Regions from separate parts of the Homo sapiens genome. Here region 2 is linked to region 1. Evidence: read pairs that join two places in POLR2A ChIA-PET (ENCODE). Cell type or tissue: B cell. All regions are shown on one strand. Each heading gives the region's core, and the rest is flanking DNA. Links, peaks and the distances in the headings are about the cores only. Region 1 has its middle 16 kb from the start of MAST2. Region 2 overlaps MAST2 (microtubule associated serine/threonine kinase 2).

Region 1 (7,929 bases), core at 2,010-7,009:
CCATTTAATGTTTTAGAGAACTATTAATGACATGGAAAATTTTTGACACACGAAGAGTAAAAGTATTGAGATATACAATTTTGTGTGCATAGAAAAATTTTGCAGACACACAAAACTTCTAGTAATAATTACCCTGAAGTGAATTTTCATTTATTACTTCATATGCTTTGGGTTTATTTGAATTTATACATGGAACATTGCTAATATAATTAAGGTTACATTGAAAGTATTTTCTTTCTCTCTTTTTTTTTTTGAGATGGAGTCTCGCTCTGTCACCCAGTGGTGCAATCTCAGCTCACTGCAACCTCCACCTCCCGGATTCAAGCAATTCTTCTGCCTCAGCCTCCCTAGTAGCTGGGACTACAAGTGCACGCCACCATGCCTGGCTAATTTTTGTATTTTTAGTAGAGACAGGGTTTCACCATATTGGCCAGGCTGGTTCGAACTCCTGACTTTGTGATCCACCCACCTCAGCCTCCCAAAGTGCTGGGATTATAGGCATGAGCCACCGCACCCGGCCAAAAGCATTTTCTGTGTTGCTATATCCTTTTTATTTGGTATCATTTTAATGGTTGCATAAGGTTGCATTGTAACAGGATATCATAATTTATTAGGCCAGTACTTAACTATTAGGTTTTTGTTGTTGTTGTTGTTGTTGTTGTTGTTGTTTTTTGAGACAGAGTCTCGCTCTGTTGCCCACGCTGGAGTGCAGTGGCGGGATCTCGGCTCACTGCAAGCTCCGCCTTCCGGGTTCATGCCATTCTCCTACCTCAGCCTCCTGAGTAGCTGGGACCGCAGGCGCCCGCCACCAGGCCCAGCTAATTTTTGTATTTTTAGTAGAGATGGGGTTTCACCGTGTTAGCCAGGATGGTCTCGATCTCCTGACCTCGTGATCAGCCCTCATTGGCTTCCCAAAGTGCTGGGATTACAGGTGTGAGCCACCGCACCCGGCCAACTATTAGTTTGTAAATTATTTTTACTCTTTTAAGCAATGCTGTGAAAAACATCTTTAATACATAGGGCTTTTTTTCCACAGTTTGGATTATTTGCTTAGGATCTTTTTTCAGTGGTGAAATCATGGGAGTGGAACATCTCTATGGTTCATGAATAACTCTGGCCACAATACTTACTCTAAAGGCTGTGCCTATTGCCTTTGTCATCTGAAACACAGCTGAGCACCCAGGTCTAGCACATTGCCTCAGTAGCCAGCCCACTTGCTAATCTAATAAGCTTTTTAGAATGACTTACCTCCTTGTTTTGATTTACATTTCTTTGATCACTAGTAAGTTAGAACATTTTTCATGTTTGTTAACCCCTTTAATTTTTTTTTTTTTTTTTTTTGAGACAGAGTCTTGCTCTGTTGCCCACACTGTAGGGCAGTGGTGTGATCTTGGCTCACTGCAACCTCCACCTCCCAGGTTCAAGTGGTTCTGGTGCCTCAGCCTCCCAAGCAGCTGGGACTACAGGTGCGTGCCACCACGCCTGGCTAATTTTTTGCATTTTTAGTAGGGACTGGGTTTTGCCGTGCTGGCCAGACTGGTCTTGAACTCCTGGACTTAAGTGATCTGCCCACCTCAGCCTCCCAAAGTGCTGGGATTACAGGTGTGAGCCACCGTGCCCAGCGACTTCTTTAATTTCATCCTTTGTGAACTACCTATTCCCTGCTTTCTGCTCCTTCATTCATTGGAAGCTTTGTGATTTTTTTTTTTTTTTTTGAGACGGAGTTTTGCACTGTCACCCAGGCTGGAGTGCAGTGTCGCAATCTTGGCTCACTGCAACCTCTGCCTCCCGGGTTCAGGCGATTCTCCTGCCTCAGCCTCCCGAGTAGCTGGGACTACAGGGGCGCACACCACCACACCCGGCTAATTTTTTTTGTATTTTTAGTAGAGACGGGGTTTCACTATGTTGGCCAGGATGGTCTCAAACTCCTGACCTCGTCATCTGCCTGCCTCAGCCTCCCAAAGTGCTGGGATTACAGGCATGAGCTACTACGCCCAGCAGCTTTGTGATTTTCATATTGACATGTGGAATCTTTAGGAACTAAGGTTAGAATCTGGTGTTAAAATCTGTGTGAAGTATGTAAAGAGAAGAACTGACAGCCAAAGTTACTGTTAATAATAATTCATTTTGATTCAATCAGTAATTCTTTTTTTTTCACAAGAAACAAAACCCTTGAAGTTGTTCTTAACTTTTCCTTCTTTTTCACTGCCCTCCCCCGAAACCAATCAGTCAACTATTGATTTCTCCCTAATTATTTTTTGAATCTGTCTTCTAACTCTGCTACCACCACCCTCGTTCAGGTTTTGTAGTAAGTATCTGTGGTTTTGTCTGTCAGGAGTCTTCCTTCCGGTGGGCACTGCCTCTCCTCCCATTCTATTCATGTGGTTCCTACTGGAGATTGCATGCCCATATTTGACCTACCCTATCTGTCTATGGTTGATAGGTCTGCAGGCAGTCATGTGGCCCGAAGTGGGACAGTGAGTTTCTTCTTACTTTTTAATATTTAGGACCAAGAGAGTGTGGTTAATCTCTCTTCAATGACTGTAGATATACAGTGTAAAACATAGAAGCTGTTGTTGGCCATGGCCATATTTTCTTTCTTTCTTTTTTTTTTTTTTTTTTGAGACGGAGTCTTGCTCTGTCACTCAGGCTGGAGTGCAGTGGCACGATCTTGGCTCACTGAAACCTCTGCCTCCTGGGTTCAAGCGACTCTCCCACCTCAGTCTCCTGAGTAGCTGGGACTATAGGCACGTGCCACCACACCTGGCTAATTTTTGTATTTTTAGTAGAGACAGGGTTTCACCATGTTAGCCAGACTGGTCTCAAACTCCTGACCTCGTGATCCGCCCGCCTCAGCCTCCCAAAGTGCTGGGATTACAGGCATGAACCACCTCGCCCAGCCAGCCATGGCCGTATTTTCTGCCATGTGGATCAAGGAGTAAAGAAAGCCAGATGAGTGCAAGAAAAGAAAATGAATCCAATATGCAAAAGACAGTAATGGGATTCAGTTTGAATAATCTGAGTTACTTTAGGATTTTTCCAACAAATTCTCTGTATCAGTTAGGGATGTGTTTGGCTGCAAGTAATTAACACGGCTTATCCATATAGGAGTTAATTTTCTTCCCATCAATAGATGGGGTGGGCACAGTGGCTCATGTATGTAATCCCAGCACTTTGGGAGGCCAAGGCCAGTGGATCACTTGAGGTCAGGAGTCTGAGACCAGCCTGGCCAACATGGCGAAACCCCATCTCTACTAAAATACAAAAATTAGTCCGGCATGGTGGTGGGCACCTGTAATCCTAGCTATTAGGGAGGCTGAGGAAGGAGAATTGCTTGAACCTAGGAGACAGAGGTTGTAGTGAGCCGTGATCACACCACTCACCACTGTATTGAATCCTGGGTGACAGAGTGAGACTCCGTCTCAAAAAAAAAAAAATGCTTAGAGGTAGGCATTCCAGGGTTAGAGCAGTTGCTCCAGGTTACAGGATGTCATAAAAGACCCAGGCTTCTATGTTTGCCTGCTCCACTATTCTCAGTGTGAGGCAAGATAGTGACTGTACATCCCAAATGGAGTCTGCTTTCTTAGCAAGAAGAGAGGGAAAAGATGAGGGACAAAGGGCTGAAAGAACAAGCATACCAGGCATGTACCTCTGCAAGCCTAACTTTGAAAATTCCTTTATTCTTCCAGTGGCCAGAACTGGGTCATATGGTCTCCCCTAAGTGCAGATTATCCCAACCTGCACTCTGGAAAGGTAAATATTTTAGCTACTACATATACTGCTGACCCATACTAAATTGGGCTTTTCTTAGTATGCAAGACAAGGAATGGATATTGGAGAGACAACTTGCAGGTTGTTCCATGTTCACTTTTGCTTGTCTGGTTAGGTTAGGTTTTGATCACTTGCAATCAAAAAGTTTTGACTAATACAGTCCTCCTCATCTCCCTTCTGGATTACTGCATTGGGTTCCCCACTAGCCTCTCTACCACCAATTTCCACCTTGCTTGGAATGATTATACAAGCACAACCAGCCTTCTCAAAGCATGTCTCTGAGCCTGGCTACTCCATTACCTAATATGGAGGTCAGCAAATGTTTTCTGTAAATGGCCAGACAGTAAATCTTTTAGGCTTCTATTTTTCTTTATTTCTTTTTTCTTTGTACTTTTTTAGAGACAGGTCTCACTCTGTCAACCAGGCTGAAGTGTGCAGTGGCACGATCATGGCTCACTGCAGCCTTGAACTCCTGGGCTCAAGTGATTCTCCCACCAGCTTCTTGAGTAGCTAGGACTACAGGTGTAAGCCATCATGCCTGGCTATTTTTTTTTTTTTTTTTTTGTAGAGACAGGGTCTCACTATGCTGCCCAGGCTGGTCTTGAACTCCTGACCACAAGTGATCCACCTGCCTCAGCCTCCCAAAGTGTTGGGATTACAGGCATGAGCCATGGCACCCGGCCTCTCCTTGTCTTTTGATGGTTGATTGAATGGCATTAATTCCCATGGTCCATATACACTACTTAGATTAATTACATCTGGGTCCAGTCAGAGAAACAGAAATGGAGTCTATGCCACGTTGTTAAATAGAAGGAATTTTATACAGGAGGGTAGTTACAAATGGGTTGGAAGTGAAATAGGGAATGGGGAAGCAATTCAGAAATTAGCAACAGCAGGAAGCCTCTACCACCCCGAGGGCTGGAGAATCAGCGGAGGAGGTAGTGGTTACAGAACCCATGAGCTGGGACCACTCAATGGGAACTGAAACCACTAAGGGAAGGACCACCCCGTGGAAGCAAGATAAGGAGGAAGAGACTCTGGTGAGATCAGAAAGACACAGTCAATGTTGAAGATGCTGGCTGAAGCAGAAATCCTCCAATATCCCTCCCATTAACCAAAAGTAACCAGGTGAAAGAACTTTAGAAATATAACTTGCGGGCCTGACGCAGTGGCTCATGCCTGTAATCCCAGCACTTTGGGAGGCCGAGGTGGGTGGATTGCCTGAAGTCAGGAAATCAAGACCAGCCTGACCAACATGGTGGAACCCCATCTCTACTAAAAATACAAAAATTAGCTGGACGTGGTGGCAGGCGCCTGCAGTCCCAGCTACTCGGGAAGCTGAGGCAGGACAATCACTTGAACCTGGGAGGAGGAGGTTACAGTGAGCCAAGATGGTGCCATTGCACTCCAGCCTGGGCAACAGAGCGAGACACTGTCAAAAAAAAAAAAAAAAAAAAAAGCAAGCAAGCAAGCAAGCCAGCCAGCCAGCCAGCCAGCCGGGCACAGTGGCCTATAATTCCAGCACTTTGGGAGGCCAAGGTGGGTGGATCACCTGAAGTCAGGAGATCAAGACCAGCCTGACCAACATAGTGAAACCCCCTCTCTACTAAAGATACAAATTAGCTGGGCATGGTGGTACATGCCTGTAATCCCAGCTACGTGGGAGGCTGAGGCAGGAGAATCGCTTGAACCTGGGAGGCAGAGGTTGCAGTGAGCGAAGATCACACCATTGGACTCCAGCCTAGGCAATAAGAGCAAATCTCTGTATCAAAAAAACAAAACAAAAACAAAAACAAAAAGAAAGACATATAACTTGTGGCCGGGCATAGTGGCTCATGCCTGTAATCCCAGAACTTTGGGAGGCCAAGGCAGGAGGATCACGAGGTCAGGAGTTTGAGACCAGCCTGACCGACATGGTGAAAACTCGTCTCTACTAAAAATAAAAAAATTAGCCAGAAGTAGTGGCGCACAGCTGTAATCCCAGCTACTCAGGAGGCTGAGGCAAGAGAATCGCTTAAACCTGGGAGGTGGAGGGTACAGTGAGCCGAGATTGTGTCACTGCACTCCAGCCTGGGTGACAGAGTGAGACTCTGTATCCAAAAAAAAAAAAGAAAGAAAAAAGAAACATAACTTGCACCAGCTAGTCCTCTGCAGTGTACAGCAGTGTAGAGGAAGGACAAGAAATGGATGGAGACAAGCATAATTAATAATGGCTGACGTTTTCAAAGATGTTCCCAAGTCTATCAGGATTTTTAAAAATCTAACCTCAAAATTATAAAATTTTAAAAACAGAAATAGAAATGTCAGGACCATGTGGGTTTTCTTATCTTATTATCCATTGATTGCTAAAATAGAAGCAGCATTTTAATTTGTTTCATTTTTAAACCATGGTTTTATGTTTTTCTGGAAATTCCTTTTTAAAAATTATTTTATTGTTTTTTAGAGACAGAGTCTAACTCTGTTTCCCAGGCTCGAGTGCAGTGACATGATCATAAATCACTGCAGCCTCAAACTCCTGGGGTTAAGGGATTCTCCTGCTTCAACCTCCCAAGTAGCTAGGACTACAGGTATGTGCCACCATGCCTGGCTAATTTTTAAATTTTTTGTAGAGACAGGATCTCGCTGTGTTGCCCAGGCTGGTCTATGAACTCCTGGCCTCAATTGCTCCTCCTGCCTAGGCCTCCCAAAGTGCTGGGATTATAGGCATGAGCCACTGTGCTAGCTAGGTAATTCTAATAGCCATTCTTTTAATCTTGTTAGAAGCTACTGTCTTTGTTGCCATATCAATAAAATCTTTCATCTTCATAAACATACTATCATTTAATTGGCATTTGTTCCATTTTAACTATTTAAAACATTAAAAAGGGTTTTTTGCTTTTATTATTTTTCACTGACACAATAATTATATATATTTACTGGGTACAGCGTGATATTTCTTTTTTTTCTTTTTTTTTTTTTTTTTGAGAGAGAGTCTCGCTCTTTTGCCCAGGCTGGAGTGCAGTGGCACTATCTTAGCTCACTGCAAGCTCCGCCTCCCGGGTTCAAGCCATTTTCCTGCCTCAGCCTCCCGAGTAGCTGAGATTACAGGTAACTTTTTCATGTTTTCACAGATGATAGGATTTTGTTCTTTTACCGATGAATAGTATCCCATTGTGTGTGTGAGGGAAATTAAGTGTATGTGTATATATATGCGTGCGTGCGTATATATATTCCATTGTGGGGGTGTGTGTGCGTATATATATATATAGTATTCCATTGTGTGTATATATATATTCCATTGTGTGTGTGCGTATGTGTGTATATAGATATAGTGTTCCATTGTGTGTGTGTCTATATATATTCCATTGTGTGTGTATATATATATATTCCATTGTATGTATTATATATGTGTGTATGTATGTATGTACATACACACATATGTGTATATATATGTGCATATGTGTATATACACACACACAATGGAGTATATACACACACACAATGGAGTATATATATATATATATATATACACATAAAGAAAATGTGATATCTATCTATATATATCTGTATATAACCTATAGATATACATAGGCTGTTGTGAATAGTGTTGCAAAAAACATGGGAGTGCAGATAACATAATTTCCTTTGGATATATGCTCAGTAGTGCAATTGCTGGCTCATCAGACAGCTCTGTTTTTCTTTTTTCTTTTCTTTTTTTTTTTTTTTTTTTGAGACGGAGTCTCACTCTGTCGCCAGGTTGGAGTGCAGTGGCGCAATCTTGGCTCACTGCAACCTCTGCCTCCCGAGTTCAAGCTATTCTCCTGCCTCAGCCTCCCAAGTAGCTGGGATTACAGGTACATGCCATCATGCCCAGCTAATTTTTTGTATTTTTAGTAGAGACGGGGTTTCACCATGTTAGCCAGGATGGTCTCAATCTCCTGACCTCGTGATCCGCCCACCTCAGCCTCCCAAAGTGCTGGGATTACAGGCGTGAGCAACTGTGCCCCGCTTTGTTTTTCATTTTTTGAGGAACCTCTATACTGTTTTCCATAATGGCTGTACTAATTTACATTCCCTCCAGCAATATGTAGAGTTCCCGTTTCTCCACATCTTCTCCAGAATTTGTTATTTTTTTGTCTTTCTGATAGTAGCCATTCTAACTGGAGTGAGATGTTATCT
Region 2 (7,929 bases), core at 1,843-6,842, 120 kb after region 1:
CGGGTTCACGCCATTCTCCTGCCTCAGCCTCCCGAGTAGCTGGGACTACAGGCGCCCGCCACCGCGCCCGGCTAATTTTTTGTATTTTTAGTAGAGACGGGGTTTCACCTTGTTAGCCAGGATGGTCTCGATCTCCTGACCTCATGATCCACCTGCCTCGGCCTCCCAAAGTGCTGGGATTACAGGCGTGAGCCACCGCGCCCGGCCGATGTTGGATATTTTTTTCATGAGTTTGTTGGTCACTTGTCTTCTTTTGTGTCTGTTCGTTTCTATTGCCTACTTTTTAGCAGATTTATTTGTTTTTTTCTTACGATTTAAGTTCCTTATAGATTCTGGATATTAGTCCTTTGTTGGATGCGTAGTTGGCAGATATTTTCTCCCATTCTATGGGTTGTCTTTTTATTCTGTTGATTGTTTCTTGTGCTGTACAGAAGCTCTTTAGTTTAATTAAGTCTCATTTGTCCATTTTCGTTTTGGTCATATTTGTTTTTGAGGTCTTAGTCATAAATTATTTGCCTAGGCCAATGTCCATAAGAGTTTTTCCTAGGTATTCTTTTAGGGTTTTTATAGTTTCAGGTCTTAAATTTAAATTTTTAATCCATCATGTGTTAATTTTTATATATGGTGAGAGATAGGGGTCCAGTTTCATTCTTCTGCATATGGCTAGCCAATTTTCCCAGCACCATTCATTGAATGGAGTGTCCTTTCCCCATTGATTATTGTGGTCAACTTTGTTGAAGATCACTTTACTGTAGGTGTATGGATTGACTTCTGGGTTCTCTGTTTTATTTCATTGAGCTGTGTGTCTGTTTTTGTACCAGTACCATGATGTTTTGGTGACTATAGCCTTGTAGTATAATTTGAAGTCGAGTAGTGTGATGCTTCCAGCTTTGTTATTTTTGCTTACGATTGCTTTTACTATGTGGGCTCTTCTTTGGTTCCATATGAATTTTGGAATGGTTTTTTCTGATTCTGTGAAAAACGACATTGGTAATTTGATTAAAATTGCTTTGGGCAGTGTAGTCATTTTCACGATATTGATTCTTCCTATCCATGATCATAGGATGTTTTTCCATTTGTTTGTGTTGTCTGTGATTTCTTTCATCAGTGTTCTTTAGCTCTCCTTGTAGAGGTCTTTCATCTTCTTGGTTAAATGTATTCCTAAGTATTTTATTTTGGTTGTGGCAATTGTAAATGGGATTGAGTTCTTGATTTGATTCTGAGCTTGAATGTTGGTATATAGAAATGCAACTGATTTGTGCATTAATTTTATATCCTGAAACTTTACTAAAATTGTTTATTGGGTCTAGGAATCATTTGGAGTAATGTTTAGGGTTTTCTAGGTATAGGATTATGTTGTTAGTGAACTGATATAATTTGACTAACTCTGTTCCTATTTGGATGCTTTTTATTTTTTTCTCTTGCCTAATTGCTCTGGCTACCACTTCCAGTACTATGTGGAATAGGAGTAGTGGGAGTGGACATCCTCGTGTTGTTCCATTTCTTAGAGGGAATGTTTTCAGTTTTTGCCCATTCAGTATGATGCTATTGGCTGTGAGTTTATCATATATGGTTGTTACTATTTTGAGGTGTCTTCCTTCAATGCCTAATTCGTTGAAGGTTTTTAATCATGAAGTGATGTTGGATTTTATCAGATGCTTTTTCTGTGTCTGTTGACATGATCATATGGTTTTTGTTTTTTATTCTGTTTATGTGGTGAATCACATTTATTGATTTGTGTACGCTGAACCATCCTTGTGTCCCAGGCATAAAACCATTTGATCATGATCCAGTTATCATCTTGATGTGCTGCTGGATTCAGTTTACTAGTATTTTGTTGAGGATTTTTACATTCATGTTCATCAGGGATATTGGCCTGTAGTTTTTTTGTTGTGTCCTTCTCAGATTTTGGTATCAGGATGATACTGATTTAGTAGAACGAGCTAGGGAAGAATCCCTCATACTCAATTTTTTTTTTTAATAGTTTCAGTAAGAGGTACAGTTCTTCTTTGTACATCTGGTAGAACTTGGCTGTGAATCCTTCTGGTCCTGGGCTTTTTTTTTTGGTTCGTAGATTTTTAAATTACTGATTCAGTTTTATAGCTCATTATTGGTCTGTTCAGGATTTCCATTTCTTCCTGGTTCATTCTTAAGAGTTTGTGTGTTTTGAGGAATTTATTCATGTCTTCTAGGTTTCTCTGGTTTATGCTCATAGAGATGTTATAGTAGTCTCTGAGGAGCTTTTGTGTTTCTGTGATATCAGTTGTAATGCCACTTTTGTCATTTCTGATTGTGCTTATTTAAATCTTCTCTTTTCTTGGTTAATCTACCTAGCAGTTTAACAGTTTTGTTTATCCTTTGAAATAACCCACTTTTTGTTTTGTTGCTCCTTTATGTCATATTTTTGGTCTCAATATCATTTAGTTCTGCCCTGATCTTTATTTCTTTTCTTCAGCTAGATTTGGGTTTGGCTTGTTTTTGCTTTTCTAGTTTCTTTAGCTATGATGTTAGGTTGTTAATTGAGATCTTTCTTTTTGATGTTAAGCATTTAGCACTATAAATTTTTGTCTTTTTTTTTTTTTTTTTTTTTGGAGACAGAGTCTCACTCTGTCGCCCAGGCTGGATGCAGTGGCGTGATCTCGGCTTACTGCAACCTCTGCCTCCCAGGCTCAAGCAATTCTTCTGCCTCAGCCTCTTGAGTAGCTGGGATTACAGACACTTACCACCATGCCTGGCTAATTTTTGTATTTTTAGTAGAGACAGGGTTTCACCATGTTGCCCAGGCTGGTCTCAAACTCCTGAGCTCAGGCAATCCTCCCGCCTTGGCCTCCCAAAGTGCTGGGATTACAGGCATGAGCCACTGTGCCTGGCCTAAACTTAACTTAGCAGTCTAAACACTGCTTTTGTTGTATTCTAGAGGTTTTGGTATGTTGTGTCTCTATTTTCATTTATTTCAAAACATTTTTTGATTTCTGCCTTAATCTCATTGTTTACTGTAAAGTCATTCGGGAGCAAATTGTTTAGTTTCCATGTACTTGTGTGGTTTTGAGAGTTCCTCTTGATGTTGATTTCTAATTTTATTCCATGAGGTCTGAGAAGATGGTTGATATGATTTTTATTTTTGAAAAATTTATTGAGACTAGCTTTATGACCGAACATGTGGTCAATTTTAGAGAATGTTCTGTGTGCACATGAGAATGAGTTTAGAAGTGGATTCTTCCTGAATCGGGTCTCCATATGAAAACATAGCCCAGGTGACACCTTGCTTGCAGCTTTAAGAGACCCTAAGCAAGGACCCAGCTAAGCTGTGCTTGAATTCCTGAATCAGAAACTGTGAGATAGTAAATGTGTATTGTTTTAGGTGGCTAAGTTTTTGCTAATTTGTTATGCAATAGAAAACTAATACATCATGAAAGTCCACTTTTCCTATGTTCTTGCTTGCTTATTTGCTTATTTATTTGTTTAGACACAGGGTCTCAGTTGGCTAAGCTGGAATGCAGTAGCAGTATCATAGCTCATTGCAATCTTAAACTCCTGGTCTCAAGTGATCCTCCCACCTCAGCCTCCCTAGTAGCTGGGACTATAGGTGTGTGCCACTGCACCCAGCTAATTTTTAATTTTTTTTTTTTTTTGAGACGAAGGCTTACTCTTGTCCCCCAGGCTGGAGTGTGATGGCGTGATCTCAGCTCACTGCCAACCTCTGCCTCCCAGATTCAAGCGATTCTCCTGCCTCAGCCCCCTGAGTAGCTGGGATTACAGGCGCCTGCCACCATGCCCGGTTAATTTTTATATTTTTAGTAGAGGTGTGGTTTTACCATGTTGGCCAGGCTGATCTAGAACTCCTGACTTCAGGCGATCCACCTGCCTTGGCCTCCCAATGTGCTGAGATTACAGGCATGAGCCACCGTGTCCGGCCTTAAATTTTTTTTAGGCAGGGTCTGGCTATGTTGCCTAGGCTGGGGTGCATTCGCGCAATCACAGCTCACTGCAGCCTTGAACTGGGCTCAAGCAGTACTCCTACCTTAGCCCCCCCAAGTAGCTGGGACTATAGACACATGCCACCATACCCAGCTAATTTTTGTATTTTTTGTAAAGATGGGATTTTGCCATATTGCCCAAGCTGGTCTCAAACTCCTGAGTTCAAGTGATCCACCCTGCTTGGCCTCCCAGAGTGCTAGGATTACAGGCACGAGCCACCGCACCCAACCCAGACTGTCATTTTCTTGCTTTTAGTTTTTGTGTATTTTATTGCAATGCCACTTTTTTTGAGAGAGAGGCCTTGCTCTGTTGCCCAGGCTGGAGTGTAGTGGTGTGATCATGGCTCACTGCAACCTCAGCCTCCCGGGTTCAAGTGAGTCCCCCACCTCAGACTCTCAAGTAGCTGGGACCACAGGGACATGCCATCATGCCTGGCTAATTTTTTTTAACTTTATTATAAATAGGTGATCTCCCTATGTTGCTCATCTTGGTCTCATACTCCTGAGCTCAAGTGATCCTCCTGCCTTGGCCTCCCAAAGTTCTGGGATTGTAGGCATGAGCCAGCGCACCTGGTCACAAAGTTACTTTTGTTGTAGTATCTGGTACATGAAAACCCTTTTGACTAAAATATGTTTAATCTTTTTTTTTTTTTTTTTTTTGAGGCAGAGTCTTGCTGTGTCACTCAGGCTGGAATGCAGTGGCACCATCTCAGCTCACTGCAACCTCCACCTCCCAGGTTCAAGTGTTCAAGTGATTCCTCTGCCTCAGTATCCCAAGTAGCTGGGAGTACAGGCATGCGCCACCGCATCTGGCTAATTTTTTTGTATTTTTAGTAGAGACTGGATTTCACCATGTTTGTCAGGCTGGTCTCGAACTCCTGACTTCAAGTGATCTGCCCGTCTTGGCCTCCCAAAGTGCTGGGATTATAGGCATGTTTAATCTTTTAAAAAATGAAAGAGCCGGCTGTGCGCGGTGGCTCACGCCTATAATCTCAGCACTTTTGGAGGCCAAGGCGCGGATCACGAGCTCAGGAGTTTGAGACCATCCTGGCTAACACAGTGAAACCCCGTCTCTACTAAAAACACAAAAAATTAGCTGGGCATGGTGGCGGGCACCTGCAGTCCCAGCTACTTGGGAGGCTGAGGCAGGAGAATGGCGTGAACCCAGGAGGCGGAGCTTGCAGTGAGCTGAGATCGCGCCACTGCACTGCAGCCTGGGAGACAGAGCAAGACTCTGTCTCAAAAAAAAAAAAATGCCAAACTTAGATTTAGGATACTACCCCTAACCCCCATCAAATGGTAACTGGTAAGTGTATGTTTAAGTTTCTAAAAAATTGCCACATAATTTTCCAAAATGTTTATACTGTTGTACTTTCCTACTAGGGATGTCGAGGGTTCCAGTTGGCCCACGTCCACATCAAAACTTGTTATGATCAGATTTGAGCCATTTTATTGAGTGTATACTGGTATATCATTGTGGTTTTGACTTACATTTCCCAGATGAATAATGATGGTGAATATGTTTTTCCTGTCCTTATTTGCCATTTGTGAATCTTTTGTGAAATGTGTTCAGATATTTTGCTTATTTTGAAAAAAAGAATAAAAAATTACTGAGTTGTACAAGTTATTTATATATTTCAGATGCAGATATTTTGTCAGATATATATAGTCATGCAATACCATGCAATGTTTTGGTCAACAACAGACTGCATAGACACTGGTGATCCCATAAGATTATAAAGGAGCTGAAAGTGACATCTTGATGATCCTGACCCTGTGTACACTTAGGCTAAAGTGTATGTTTGTGTCTTCATTTTTGGCAAAAACATTTAAAAAGAAATAATAAATTTAAAATTTAAAAATAAAAAACAGCCTATAGCCTGCAGATGTAGAGAACAAAAATATTTTTGTGGAGCAGTACAATATGTGTTTTAAGGGTAAAGTTAAAACTTAAAGAATTTAAGGTGAAAATGTTACAGTAAGCTAAGATTAATTTATTGTTAAAAAAATAATGTAGCCTAAGTGTACAATGTTTATATGTTATTATTATATAATGTTGTATATATTATTGTTATTATATAATTATATTATATGTTATTTTATATGATACAATTATATAATATATAATTATATAAGTTTGTAACATATAATAATTATATTATATGTTTATATAATGTTATTATGCAATATTAAATAGTGTAGCCCAAGCATACAATGTTTCTATAAAGTCTACAGTAGTAGACAGTAATGTGCTAGATCTTTACATTTACTCACCACTCACTCAGTCACCCAGAGCAAGTTCTAGTCATGCAAACCCCACTCATGGTAAGTGCCCTATACAAGTGTACCATTTCTATCTTTTACATGTATTTTTACTGTACCTTTTTTATGTTTAAATGCACAAATACTTACCATTGTGTTACAGTTGCTTACAGTATTCAATGCAGTAACATGCTATACAGGTTTGCGGCCTGGAAGCAGTCTATAGGCTATACAATACCATATAGCCTATGTGTGTGGTAGGCTATACCATCTAGGTTTATGCAGGTATACTCCATGATGTTCACATAATGATGAAATCGCCTAACAATGCATTTCTCAGAAGGTATCTCTGTTGTTAAGTGATGCATCACTATATATATTGTGACTTATTTTTCTCCAGCTTGTCTTTTCCTTTTTGGAAGGATGTCTTTCAGAGAGCAGAAGGTCTTAATTTTGATGTTCTTTGTGAGTTTTTATAGTTAGTACTCACTCATTCTGTCCAAGAAATCTGTGCCCATCCCAAGATCATGAAGATTTTCTCCAATGTTTTCTTCTAGAAGTTTGTAATTTTAGCTTTTATGTTTGAATCTTAACTCCTTTTGAATTAATTTCTTTAAAGTCTTAAAAATTATGGCAAGGTATATATAACAAAATTTGCCATTTTAACTTTTTTTTTTTTTTTTGAGAGAGTCTCGCTCTTATCACCCAGGCTGTGCAGTGGCGTGATCTCAGCTCACTGCAGCCTCTGCCTCCCAAATTCAAGCAATTCTTGTGCCTCAACTTCTGGCATTTTAACCATTTTTAAGTATACAATGTAATGACATTAACTATATTCACAATGTCATGCAACTGTTGTCACCATCTATTTCTAAAACTTTTCCATGGTCCCAGGTAGAAACTCTGTGCCCATTAAGCAGTAACACCCTTCTTCCCTTACCCCAGGCCTTGGCAGTCTCTGTTCTACTTTCTTTTTCTATGCATTTGCCTCTTCTAAATACTTCATATCAGTGGAATCATATAGTATTGTTCATTTGTGTCTGGCTTATGTCACTTAGCATAATGCACATCTATATTAAAGTCAGTTTTGGTAAGTTATTTTTTGAACTTTTTGTCTATTTTAAATAAGTTATAGAATGTATTGGCATAAATTGTTCCTGCTATTCTCTTATTATTCTTTTGCTGTCTTTAGATTTGTTGTGATAACTCATCTTTTATTTCTGATATTGATGATTTATGTTTTCTCTCCTTTTCTTCTTGATGTCTATTACTGTGGTTTTATTAATTTTATTAATATTGTCAAAGAACCAATTTTTGGTTTTGTTAATTTTTTTATTTTCTGTTCCTAATTTCTGCTTTCTTTTCTTTATTATATTTTGAATTTAATTTACTTTTAAGTTTTTTTAAATTGTTTTTTATTATACTTTAAGTTCTGGGATACATGTGCAGAACGTACAGGTTTGTTACATAGGTATACACATGCCATGGTGGTTTGCTGCACCCATCAACCCATAATCTACATTAGGTATTTCTCCCAATGCTATCCCTCCCTGGACTTTTTAAAGTTTTTAATGCAGAGGTATGGATTAGTGATTTCAGGTCTTCCTTTTTTGATATAAGCATTTAAAGCTATATATGTGCCTCTAAGCACTCCTTTAACTGTATTCCATAATTTGGTGTGTGTGTCTTTATT

Evidence for each region. ChIA-PET counts read pairs that join two places held together with the same protein. Peaks named below come from ENCODE experiments on the same cell type or tissue, not always from the same donor. Only the 100,000 strongest peaks of a DNase experiment are listed, where the experiment ranks them.
Region 2: POLR2A ChIA-PET joins it to region 1 with 6 read pairs; 5 of 35 experiments call an interaction of 5 or more read pairs at or near these places.

What each region holds. Positions count from the first base shown.
Region 1 is chr1:45,783,380-45,791,308 of GRCh38, forward strand. No RefSeq gene overlaps it. Among named protein-coding and RNA genes, the nearest start is that of MAST2, 16 kb to the right of the region's middle. In B cell, for the core only: no CTCF peak of the experiment used is centred there; a DNase peak (open chromatin) is centred at 4,752.
Region 2 is chr1:45,900,558-45,908,486 of GRCh38, forward strand. All of the region lies in intron 4 of MAST2 (microtubule associated serine/threonine kinase 2), which reads left to right. LOC105378694 (a long non-coding RNA gene) reads right to left here. Exons shown (of 5, transcript XR_001738038.2): 1 at 6,390-7,929. Among named protein-coding and RNA genes, the nearest start is that of MAST2, 100 kb to the left of the region's middle. In B cell, for the core only: no CTCF peak of the experiment used is centred there; no DNase peak of the experiment used is centred there.